Regions from separate parts of the Homo sapiens genome. Here all the other regions are linked to region 1. Evidence: chromatin loops called from intact Hi-C (ENCODE). Cell type or tissue: HepG2. All regions are shown on one strand. Region 1 overlaps TMPRSS11E (transmembrane serine protease 11E). Region 2 holds the start of LOC105377265 (a long non-coding RNA gene). Region 3 holds the start of UGT2B10 (UDP glucuronosyltransferase family 2 member B10). Region 4 overlaps UGT2B15 (UDP glucuronosyltransferase family 2 member B15).

Region 1 (2,500 bases):
GTCATTTCAAAAAAAAAAGGTATTCAGCCTGTTATAATCAAATACCATATTTTTTAAAACAAGAGTGTAGTTTCATTATAGCAACAGTTATTATTACTATGGTCTCTTGAACACCTACTAATGTTCCAAGAACTGTGCTAAGCACTTTTTAAACATTCACAGTTTTATTTCCACAACAATCATTTGAGCAAATATCATCTCTATCTTACGGGTGAGATTATAGGCTTAGATAAATAGTAACCGGCTTAATTCACTCAGTGTAAAATCTGGGATTACTTTTAAAAATCAATGTGTAAATAATAATAAAGCTATGTTTTCTGCATAATGTAAAAATAAAAGAGTCATTCAACAACATTTATTGAAGGACTGTTATATACAGAGTACTTTACTAGTGCTGTAGGAAGAGAGATCGAAGATATAGAAGAGGAACTGCCTGCCCTCTTGAAAAAAGTAATAAATATTATCGTCACATCTTCTTAACTATCTCCAATGAAACAGTTAACACAGACATGCAGATAAAACCCTTTGGTAATTACTTTTCAAAAGAAGTTACCATTTTAGAAATGTATTACCTATTTCTCTATGTACATAAAGTTTGAACTATCGCTCATATTTTCACTTTGACCCAAACTTCTATTTCTCAAATCCTTTGTAGAAGGAAATATCAAAAGTATTTCTCTTAGGAATAAGATGTCATTGCAAAATTAAGCTTTTAAAATTTCTTCTTAATTTAAATTGCTCCAGGTGCTTTTGCAGAGGGAGTTCCTCAAATCATGCAACATAAATTTTATTTTAGTTTGGAATCAAATGTCCAGAAATTTGAAAAATACGAATAATGATGTAAATCAACACGAATTAATTTTTAAACGCCATTTGCAAAGAAAAACTGTATTCTTTTGGTTTCACGAGACTCTAATTTCAGGTACAGTTCTCATTATTACTTACAGATCTAGACATCCTTCTTGATGTCAGGCTTCCCCATAGCTTCCTACAGCTTGTGGGTGCCACCTAGAGGCCCAACTACAGAATACACTGAAACAAGAGGAATCCATTTTTAACAGAACACTGAGAGTAGTTTTAAAGGTACTTATATCCTTGCTTAAAATTCAAGGTTTTCCTCAATTTTGTTTTTTCCCAGAGCATTTTGCTAAATGAAACAAAAATAGCTTATGCAAAATATTTAGCACTATCAATTCATGTCAGTTTTCATATTTTTGCCAAGTGCCTAAATGTTATCAGTTCATACTCCAGTGTTATTCAGATCAATAAACTTAAATTTTTCGTGGCAATACTGGTTTTCAGGGTAATTATTGTACAATATAGAACTTATATGAGTAGCTATATGCAATGAGGACAGACTTGGTGAAATCTCACCATTAACATGCCGTACATCATGGTACCAGTCCTAACTTCATTACGGTCTGGATTACTTGAAAGCTGTGTCTCTAACAGCTCAGTAATAATTTACCAAAACTAAAAATCATGAAGGTGGCCAATATCATGCTTTTACTCTTCAGTTTTGTTATCCAGGCAGTTAGCCATTCAGTGTCACACTAGATGCAGCAGTGAGGCAGCTTCCAGGATATTTTCTCTATGGTATCTTTCCATCTCAGCGAAGAGGAGTCTAACAGGACCATTAACCATGTATGAACTGTAAACACAGCAGCAGGGGAAGAAAAATATCTACAATCATCTCAAAATAGAGGTCTGAGCCCCAGTTCAGTTGCATGACTAGACTGTACACTAACACCTGGATCTCATTCCCTTCAAGGATTTGCTGTTTGGGAAAGTCTTAGATGAATAAAACCTTTCCAGTCAATTGTTTGAACTCTTCGTTCCCTCCCATTCCACAACACAATTATTTTAGTACATAAGCATGCTGATTGTTATTAAATTAATTTTCATCCTAGCCTCAAATTTTAAAAAAATTTACAATAAATTGACTAGTAACATTTTTCCCATCTTCCCCTTCTTTGTGGATTATCATATCATAATGTCAAGCAAATGGGTGATTTATATTTTATTGTTATATGTTGACATCCTCAGTAACAATGTTAAATAAATATTTGCTTTAATTTGCTTAGAACAAGTACATTGCATGAAGTTTGTATAATTATTATAGGTCACAAAAAAACAGAATCTTCTTCACATTTATCATAGTAGTTGTTTGGAAATGAAAATAAGGATATATCTTGGCTTCTTTCTGGATTTCCTTAACTTAGTTCCCATACTTCCTAAATGATGAAGTGATTGGTATTCTGCTGTCTTTGCTTGACCTTTCATAATGAATATGATCATTTCTAATATTCCACTAAGAAAAACACCTAATACTTTTCTGTGCCAATAAAATGTAGGGGATTTTTTTCTTCTTATATTTTCTTTCACTCCTTGTTCTGCACCTTGAAAATGGATATTTGCTGAAATGAGAGGAGCTGAGGAACTGAAGAAAAGGAGTGCTTCAAATTGTATATATGCATTACAAATTTATGTCAACAAGTCA
Region 2 (2,500 bases), 560 kb before region 1:
CCTTTTTCCTGAATTCCCGGGGGCTGAGTGGGCCCTTTTCAGGGGTTGTTTTGGGCACAAGTTAAACGCTGTTTACAAATGGCTCAAGTAATAGCGGTGAGCCATTGCACATAGAAATGACACCCTAATCATGTCTCTAGCACCGTTTTTCTCATGTGAGTTCCTTGGAACTGTTTTGCAAATCTGGGGGCCAAGATTTCAGGTATGGCTAGCCTCCCATTGGAGAATTTCCACCATCTTCCTTCAACGTAATTCCCATTTTCCTGGGCAAATCAAGCCCTTTTATTTGGAGTGTAGCTTGGGGTCCCTGGAAGGGGAATCTCCAGGAGGAGAGGCATAGCTAAGGCTTCTTCTTTAGAATAGAAGGTGGAGTTGCCATTGCAGCTTGCTTTGCCTCTTTGTCTGCCTTTCTGTTTCCTTTAGCCTCTAATGTTCCTGCCTTTTGCCTACAGTGCATTACTGCTACCTGTTTGGGGGCCCATACCACATCCAGGAGCCGTAGAATTTCTTCATTACACTTTATTTCTTTACCTCCAGGAGTTAAGAGTCTTTTTTCTTTGTAAATAGCCCCATGAACATGCAAAGTGGCAAAAGCATATTTAGAGTCTGTGTAAATATTTGCCTTCTGGTCTTTTGCTAGCCAGAGAGCTCTTATAAGACCTATCAGCTTTGCTTTCTGAGAGGCAGTTCCTGTAGACAAAGACTGTGCCTCTACTGCTGAGTCCAAAGTCACCACTGCATACCCAGTTTGGTGGACTCCCTCTAGTATGAAGCTGCTCCCATCAGTAAAATATTCAATGTCCAGGTCTCCGAGGGGCCGATCTGTCAGATCTCTCTGGCTTGAGAACACTTCATCTACCACATCCACTCAGCAATGAAGGGGGCTTCCTGGCACTGATTCAATGGGGAGCAAGGTAGCTGGGTTTAGGGTACTCACAGTCTCTAAAGTTACACAGGGATTATCACATAGGAGCCCTTGGTATTGAGTTATTCTCGGATTCGAAAACCAATGGTGCCCCCTTTGGTCCATCAAAGTTATAACTGAGTGCAGTAGCTGGATTGTCACTTGCTGTCCTAAAGTCAGCTTATTAGCTTCCTGTGCCAGCCGAGCAGTGATAGCTAGTGTCTTAAAACAAAGACTCCATCCAGGTGCCACAGAATTCAATTGCCTGGATAGGTATGCCACCGGGTGATGCCACAATCCTATGGCTTGAGTTAGAACTCTTACGGCCATTCCCTTTTGCTCATGGACATATAAAAAGAAAGGCTTAGTTAGATCTGGCAGTCCTAAAGTTGGGGCCTGAGTCAAGGCTTCTTTGATTTCCTTAAAGGCCTTCTCCTGGTCAGCCTCCCAGAGGAGGAGCTCCTTTTTCCCCTCTTTGTGGCTTCATATAATGGCTTAGCCATGAGCGAGAAATTTGGGATCCAGATGCAGCAGGACCCTGCTGGCCCTAGGAACTCTCTTGTCACCGGGTGGTTGGAGTAGGAAGTGTACAAATGGTCTGCTTCTGTTCACTACCAAGCCATCTTTTCCTTTGGCTTATATAGAAGCCTAAATACTGGTCACTTTCAGAGCAGATTTGAGACTTGTTCCCTGACACTTTATATCCTGCCTTCCATAGCAAGTGCAGGAGGTCTTGGGTCCCCTCGAAGCAGTCCTCTCAGGTCGGGGCTGCTAGAAGAAGATCATCAATGTACTGGAGCAAGACACAGTCACTGTTTGGTGGGGTGTATGCTTTAAGGTCTGAGGCCTGTGCCTCTTCAAAGATTGTAGGAGAGTTTTTAAATCCTTGTGGGAGTCTTGTCCAAGTGTACTGTGATTTACCCCATTGAAAAGCAAAAATAGGCTCATTAATTGGTGCAAGCCAGAGACGGAAAAATGTATCCTTTAAATCTAGGACTGTAAATCAAGTGGCACTTGCTGGAATATGTCCCATTAAAGTATATGGGTTTGGCACCACTGGGTGGATGGTCACCGTGGCCTAGTTTTCCACACACAAATTCTGTACTGGTCTATATTCACCAGACGGCTTCCGCACTGGCAAGAGAGGGGTGTTCCATGGTGACTGGCATTTGACTATGATTCCATGTTTATGAAGACTCTAAATATTTGCGGACACCCAGTATGGCCTCAGGGAGTAGCAGGTACTGTTGGACCTGAACTGGATTTTAACTCTACCACCACTGGTGCCTGACTTACAGCCAGTCCAGGTGGGTTACTATCAGCCCAAACTCTGGGAATTTTAGTAAGCAACCCAGGCATTTCATTTACTCTTGGTTCCAGAGTCTTTTTTGCATATAGCCTCTATTCTTCAGCCTATGGTACAGTACGGGTTAACATCATAGCCTCCGGGTGAGGTAGATTTAAAGTTACATTCCCTTGTGGCCCAAATGTAATCTGTACCTGCAGTTTTTGAAGTAGGTCTCTTCCCAGCAAAGGAACAGAACCATTTGGGATGAGAATTCAGGTTGGACTTCTCATCCTCCTATAACACACCTC
Region 3 (2,500 bases), 320 kb before region 1:
AGTTGTGCTTCAAAGACACAAATAAGTTAGAGCTTCATGTTACTAATTGAAAAAAATCTTACCTAAAACTTCACTGTAAAACTGATCCCACTTCTTCATATTAAATATTTGGAACCAAAAGTCAAAATAAAGCACATAGAGCATATTTTTTACCCTCTCCATGAAAGTCATTTGATCACTTAATTTTGACATAACAACAGGTACGTAGGAAGGAGGGAAAATAAATCCTCCACTGTGCCTTTCAAATGAGTAGCCAGGACTGAAGCTGTGACTGTACACAAAGGGTATGTTAAATAGCTCAGCCAGCAGCTCACCACAGGGTAAATAAGCATCTGCAAAAACGATGTCAAATCTTGACTCTTGTAGTTTTTTCATAAGTTTCTTATTTGAAACTACATCTTTACAGAAGTTTCTAATTATGTCATTAATTGCCCACAGGATTTCTTGTTCTTGTGAAAAAGGTAACCAAAATGTATCTTTTTGAATTTCTGACAATCTCTTAACCAATTGCATGATGATATTCTCAAATTCAGTTTTAGTTAAAGATGTAGGATAAACTTCAAGTTTAAGAGTGGATGAGTCGTTGGGATCAAAAAGAATGGAAGCTGAAGATGCCAGTACAGTCACCTCATGACCTCTCTGAACAAGTTCTTTCAGGATTGTCTTCATATTCATCCAAAGGCTGTATTCTGCGGCCCATACCAGCACCTTTCCACAACTCCCAGAGCTAAAGTAAAAACTGAGTTGTATCAGCAGAACTGTAGTCCATTTCAGAGCCATCCTTGTGCAATGTGATAATTCTTTTCCAGTCACTGTTTCTTTCTCATACTTATATACAGAGATAAATCAATCAAGTTAAAACATAACTCCTTCAATTCAAAGTAAATACATTATATGAGCATCCTGAGTACATGGATGGCAAGGAGACAAAGTTCGATTACTTCATATTTACTCAAGGATGTTTGATGTTTCTTTTATGTTTATATTTGGTGTCATCCACCTAAGTTTAATGACCTTGCAAATATCGTGTTTTATATAATGTATTTTATAATAGTGTCAAGAACAGTGGCAAGTGAGAGAGTCCTGCAGGCCCCTTGACACAGAATGAGAGATGAAGTAATTATACAATGCAAATAGAATTTTTGAATATCTTGGTTCAAGGAATATTTTGTAAAACTTTGTTGAAGTATAATTCACATACCATATGATTCATGAATGATTATTTAAAATTAAATATTTCCTAGTAAATTCACAGACTTGTGCATCCAACATAGCAATCAGTTTTATCTAAAAAAAAAAAAAATCCTGTATATTAACTGTCATCTCCCCACCTGAATTTCTGCACCCACACTGTACTGGGCAACCAGTAATCTAATTTCTGCCTCTACAAATATGCCTATTCAGGATCTTTTTAAAAATAAATGAAACTATATAATATGTGGTCTTTTGTGGCTGGCTACTTTTATTTAGTTTAATGTTTTTAAAGGACCATCCATAGAATAGTGTATATAAGGATTTCATTTTTATTGCTTTTTATCAGATGCTACTTATAAGCAGAAATTATTTATTCATTTTTCAGTGGATGGACATTGATTTTCTTCCACTTTTGGCCATTATAAATAGCGTTCACATTTTTATTGCCAAATAGTATCAGATGCTACTTATAAACACAATTTATTTATTCATTCATTTATCAGTGTACGGACATTGTTTTTCTTCCACTTTTGGCCATTATGAATAGCGTTGATTAACATTGATGTACATGCTTTCTGTAGACATGTTTTTATTTTTCTTGGGTATATGCCTAGAAAGGCAATTATTGAATTATGTGGTAAATATATGTGTAAACTTTTGAGGAATTGCTAGACTTTTTCACAGTGGGTGAATAATTTTCTATTCTCACCAACAATGTATGAGAGTTTCAGTGTCTCCACCAACTTGCCAAACCTCATCTTTCAAATAACAAAAAAGGTTATTTTCTATTTTAATTCATTAACACACTCTAACAGACACAAAGAAAGGAAAGTTTCCTTCCACATATTGGAGGGAAAAGGGAATAAATTAACCACTAACTTACCTAATACTTCACTGTAAAACTGATCACACTTCTTTTTGTTAAAATTATCAAATGCAAAGTTAAAATGAAGAAAATGCAAAAGATTTTTCATCTTTCTGTAAATGTATTTTGGTACTAAGTTCTGACATGACAACAGCTACATCAGAAGGAGGTAATGAAAGTCCTCCACAGAGTTCTTGGTACATACTGCCAGTTGTAAATGGATGATAGTAGACCAAATGTATAACAAATGTTTAACAGATTAAGCTGTTCAGATAGCAGCTCACTAATGAGAAATGACATCTGCAAGAATGACATAAATTCTGGAATCTTGTTGTTCCTTATAAGTTTCTTGTTCAAAACAGCATACTCACAGAGCTTTTGAACAGTATCAGAACATTCATAATATGTGTTTTTTGTATCTTTGAATCATATGCCAAAATG
Region 4 (2,500 bases), 160 kb before region 1:
CAATAGAAGTACATCTTATAGATTTATGAAAACTACATTTTGCCATATTAGACTTCCAAATTCTTGATAACCTGTTTCAATAGGTAATCTGTATGAATACTTGATCACCATAGGCAGTTGTAAGCTAAATAGTCTTACATTTGCATATTAAAAGAAACCAAGTGAAAATTAAATAGCAAAATTTACATCATAAGGTACAGAGACAAAAAATTTGGTGTGCTGGAAGGAAAATAAAATGGATTCAATTGCCTATTAAACATAAAATTATAGAAATTATAATGGCCTTTTAAATATATGCAAACACATGTACACACACACAAAAGATTCTATGGCTTTTACTTCAGAACTTTAGCCATGAGATAAAAAAAATTGACCAGCTTGCAGACAAAAACCTGTTGAATCCATAGTGTGGTTTTTATCTTAATAGAAAAATAAAAGCAAATTTAAAGCAAGAAGAAAAGAATTTTTTTTAAAAAGAGAGAACTTAGGAACTCTATAGCTTGCAGGACAACCTAGGGTTCTTAATGTATATGTGCACAAAGACCGTATTACCTTCATTTTACATAAACTCTGCCAAGTAGAGGTGTCATAAAACCTACCAAGTGATATCAGGGGGTCATTCTTCTTGTTTTCTCATCATTCTTAGATTATTTGTTTCCCACTTTTTTTCCTAAAAGGAGGAACTGAGCTGTGGCCTAGGGTTTATGTGTGGTGAATCAATGTGTGCTGCTTGTGGGCAGTACTCCACAGTGTGTCACCACTGAGTTGTTTCCACCCTCTTACATGTCTCAGTTTCTCTCTCCAGAGGTGTATGACCTCTGAGAGGGCTCAAAATGCTGGGTGATCTGCCCTCATATGTGTTTCCTGGACTAGCCTTTTTTTAAAAGTTAATTTTTATTGGGGATTTCCCTGCAGGGCCACTCCATGTCACAGGGGGTCAACCCCAAGACACTCCCACAAGGCCCCCAGTTGCTTAGGGGTGCCTTTTGCCTGGGAGGAGCAGATGCCCTTTCACTTTGGAGCTGAGAAAACTCAGTCTCTCATTTTCCTATGTAAACCACAGTTCAGTTTCTCACACAAATCCACACAGACAAGCCAAATGAGATTAATTTGGGGAATAAAAACAATAGAGGAGACCCTTTACAACACATCTCCAAACTAGAATTAGGATTCTTAAACAACAACTTCCTAGGAGGAAAAAAATAGCAACAGTCAATACTACTTCCAGTAAACTGTACTCAGCCACCCCCTACTTTGTAACTCGTCTGCCATTACACATGCCAAGGTAAAATCCTCTCACAGTACAAGGTAATCTGTGGTAATCTCAAAGCCAAAGAGATCAGGTCATTCAACATAGGAAAACAGAGCTTTGGACTGAGAAAAAAATCTGCCCACAACTCTTGGAACTCCACAAAGAAAACAGACACCCCTAAAGGGGTGAGTGGTGCCTTTGTTCTGAATTCTTTAAAAGAGTTCAAGTCATTAGAAGCCTTCTCTAGATTTTTCATACTGCAAATGGCAAAAGGCAAAAGGAGGTATAGGGTGGAGGAAAAGTAAACAAAAGAACATTTGTTTTTTTAAAGACAGGAAGCAAACACAGAAACCAAGAGCATGGTTTTTAGGTTTTGTTTTGTTTTGTTTTGTTTTCTCTTTTGCGTCTGCAAAGAATTTTAGCCAAATTAGACAGGCTTTGTTACCCACAATTTGGAATTCTCACTCAGATTTGATCAAGTCAGGTAAAGTTCATCAAATCTGATGGGAGAAATACTGGAATGTACAAAAAAAAAAAAAAATCCCAGAAATGTGATCACTAAGCACTGTAATGGTAAGGAGAAATTAAGTCCAGCTAGTTGTTAAACATTAACCAAGACAAAACCGCAATTCAGCTGTTTACCTACGGATGGGTTTCAGGCCAAAACTGCCCTCTGCCATCCTAGAATCAGGAAAGAAACCTCAAATTCATCCTCCCTCCTGGGAGCGAGCTCAAACTCCATAGAGTTACCTGCCTTCCATTGTCATGGAAACAGGAAATCTTGCCTTTCTTGTAGGAAGCAAGTAAAACTCCAAAAAAAACAAAAAGGAGTTGTACAGCAAAATAAACTTCAGATCTTGTCTGAATTTTGGGGTATCAGAGATTCTCTGGAGGGGTTGCTCCCAGACCTCAGCCAATTGTCTTCTTTGTTTGAGCCATAAATTTAGCTCATGCTGGTACCAAGCACTGATAGGACATTTATCAAAGGTCAGGGAACCTCCACTCAGAATCTCTTCATGGTTACCAAAATATGAACCCTGAATATATGAGACAGTTCTCAGATAATTTAGAAAGTTTATTTTGCCAAGGTTGAAAATGTGCACCCATGACACAGCCTCAGGAGGTCCTGATGACATGTGTCCAAGGTGGTGGGGGGACAGTTTGGTTTTATACATTTTAGGGATACATGAGACATCAATCAACATATATAAGATGAACATTTGTTCGGTCCAGAAATGGGAGACAGCT

Evidence for each region. Peaks named below come from ENCODE experiments on the same cell type or tissue, not always from the same donor. Only the 100,000 strongest peaks of a DNase experiment are listed, where the experiment ranks them.
Region 2: a loop joins it to region 1, with 5 times the contacts of the local background. A loop is called at or near these places in 2 of 110 quality-filtered maps.
Region 3: a loop joins it to region 1, with 8 times the contacts of the local background. A loop is called at or near these places in 2 of 110 quality-filtered maps.
Region 4: it touches region 1 in a loop (7-fold over the local background); 5 of 110 quality-filtered maps call a loop at or near these places.

What each region holds. Positions count from the first base shown.
Region 1 is chr4:68,497,110-68,499,609 of GRCh38, reverse strand. TMPRSS11E (transmembrane serine protease 11E) reads right to left here. Exons shown (of 10, transcript NM_014058.4): 10 at 2,006-2,500. Among named protein-coding and RNA genes, the nearest start is that of TMPRSS11E, 51 kb to the right of the region's middle. In HepG2, a CTCF peak has its summit at 1,006 (motif pointing left); a DNase peak (open chromatin) is centred at 999.
Region 2 is chr4:69,059,311-69,061,810 of GRCh38, reverse strand. LOC105377265 (a long non-coding RNA gene) reads left to right here and starts at 556. Exons shown (of 5, transcript XR_001741714.2): 1 at 556-2,500. It also overlaps a transcript of UGT2B7 not described here. In HepG2, a CTCF peak has its summit at 1,021; no DNase peak of the experiment used is centred here.
Region 3 is chr4:68,814,300-68,816,799 of GRCh38, reverse strand. UGT2B10 (UDP glucuronosyltransferase family 2 member B10) reads right to left here and starts at 806. Exons shown (of 6, transcript NM_001075.6): 1 at 63-806. The coding sequence starts at 780. It also overlaps the pseudogene LOC100422189. In HepG2, no CTCF peak of the experiment used is centred here; DNase peaks (open chromatin) are centred at 326, 739 and 1,020; H3K4me3 peaks cover 739 bases.
Region 4 is chr4:68,655,685-68,658,184 of GRCh38, reverse strand. All of the region lies in intron 3 of UGT2B15 (UDP glucuronosyltransferase family 2 member B15), which reads left to right. Among named protein-coding and RNA genes, the nearest start is that of UGT2B15, 14 kb to the left of the region's middle. In HepG2, no CTCF peak of the experiment used is centred here; DNase peaks (open chromatin) are centred at 1,384 and 1,874; H3K4me3 peaks cover 754 bases.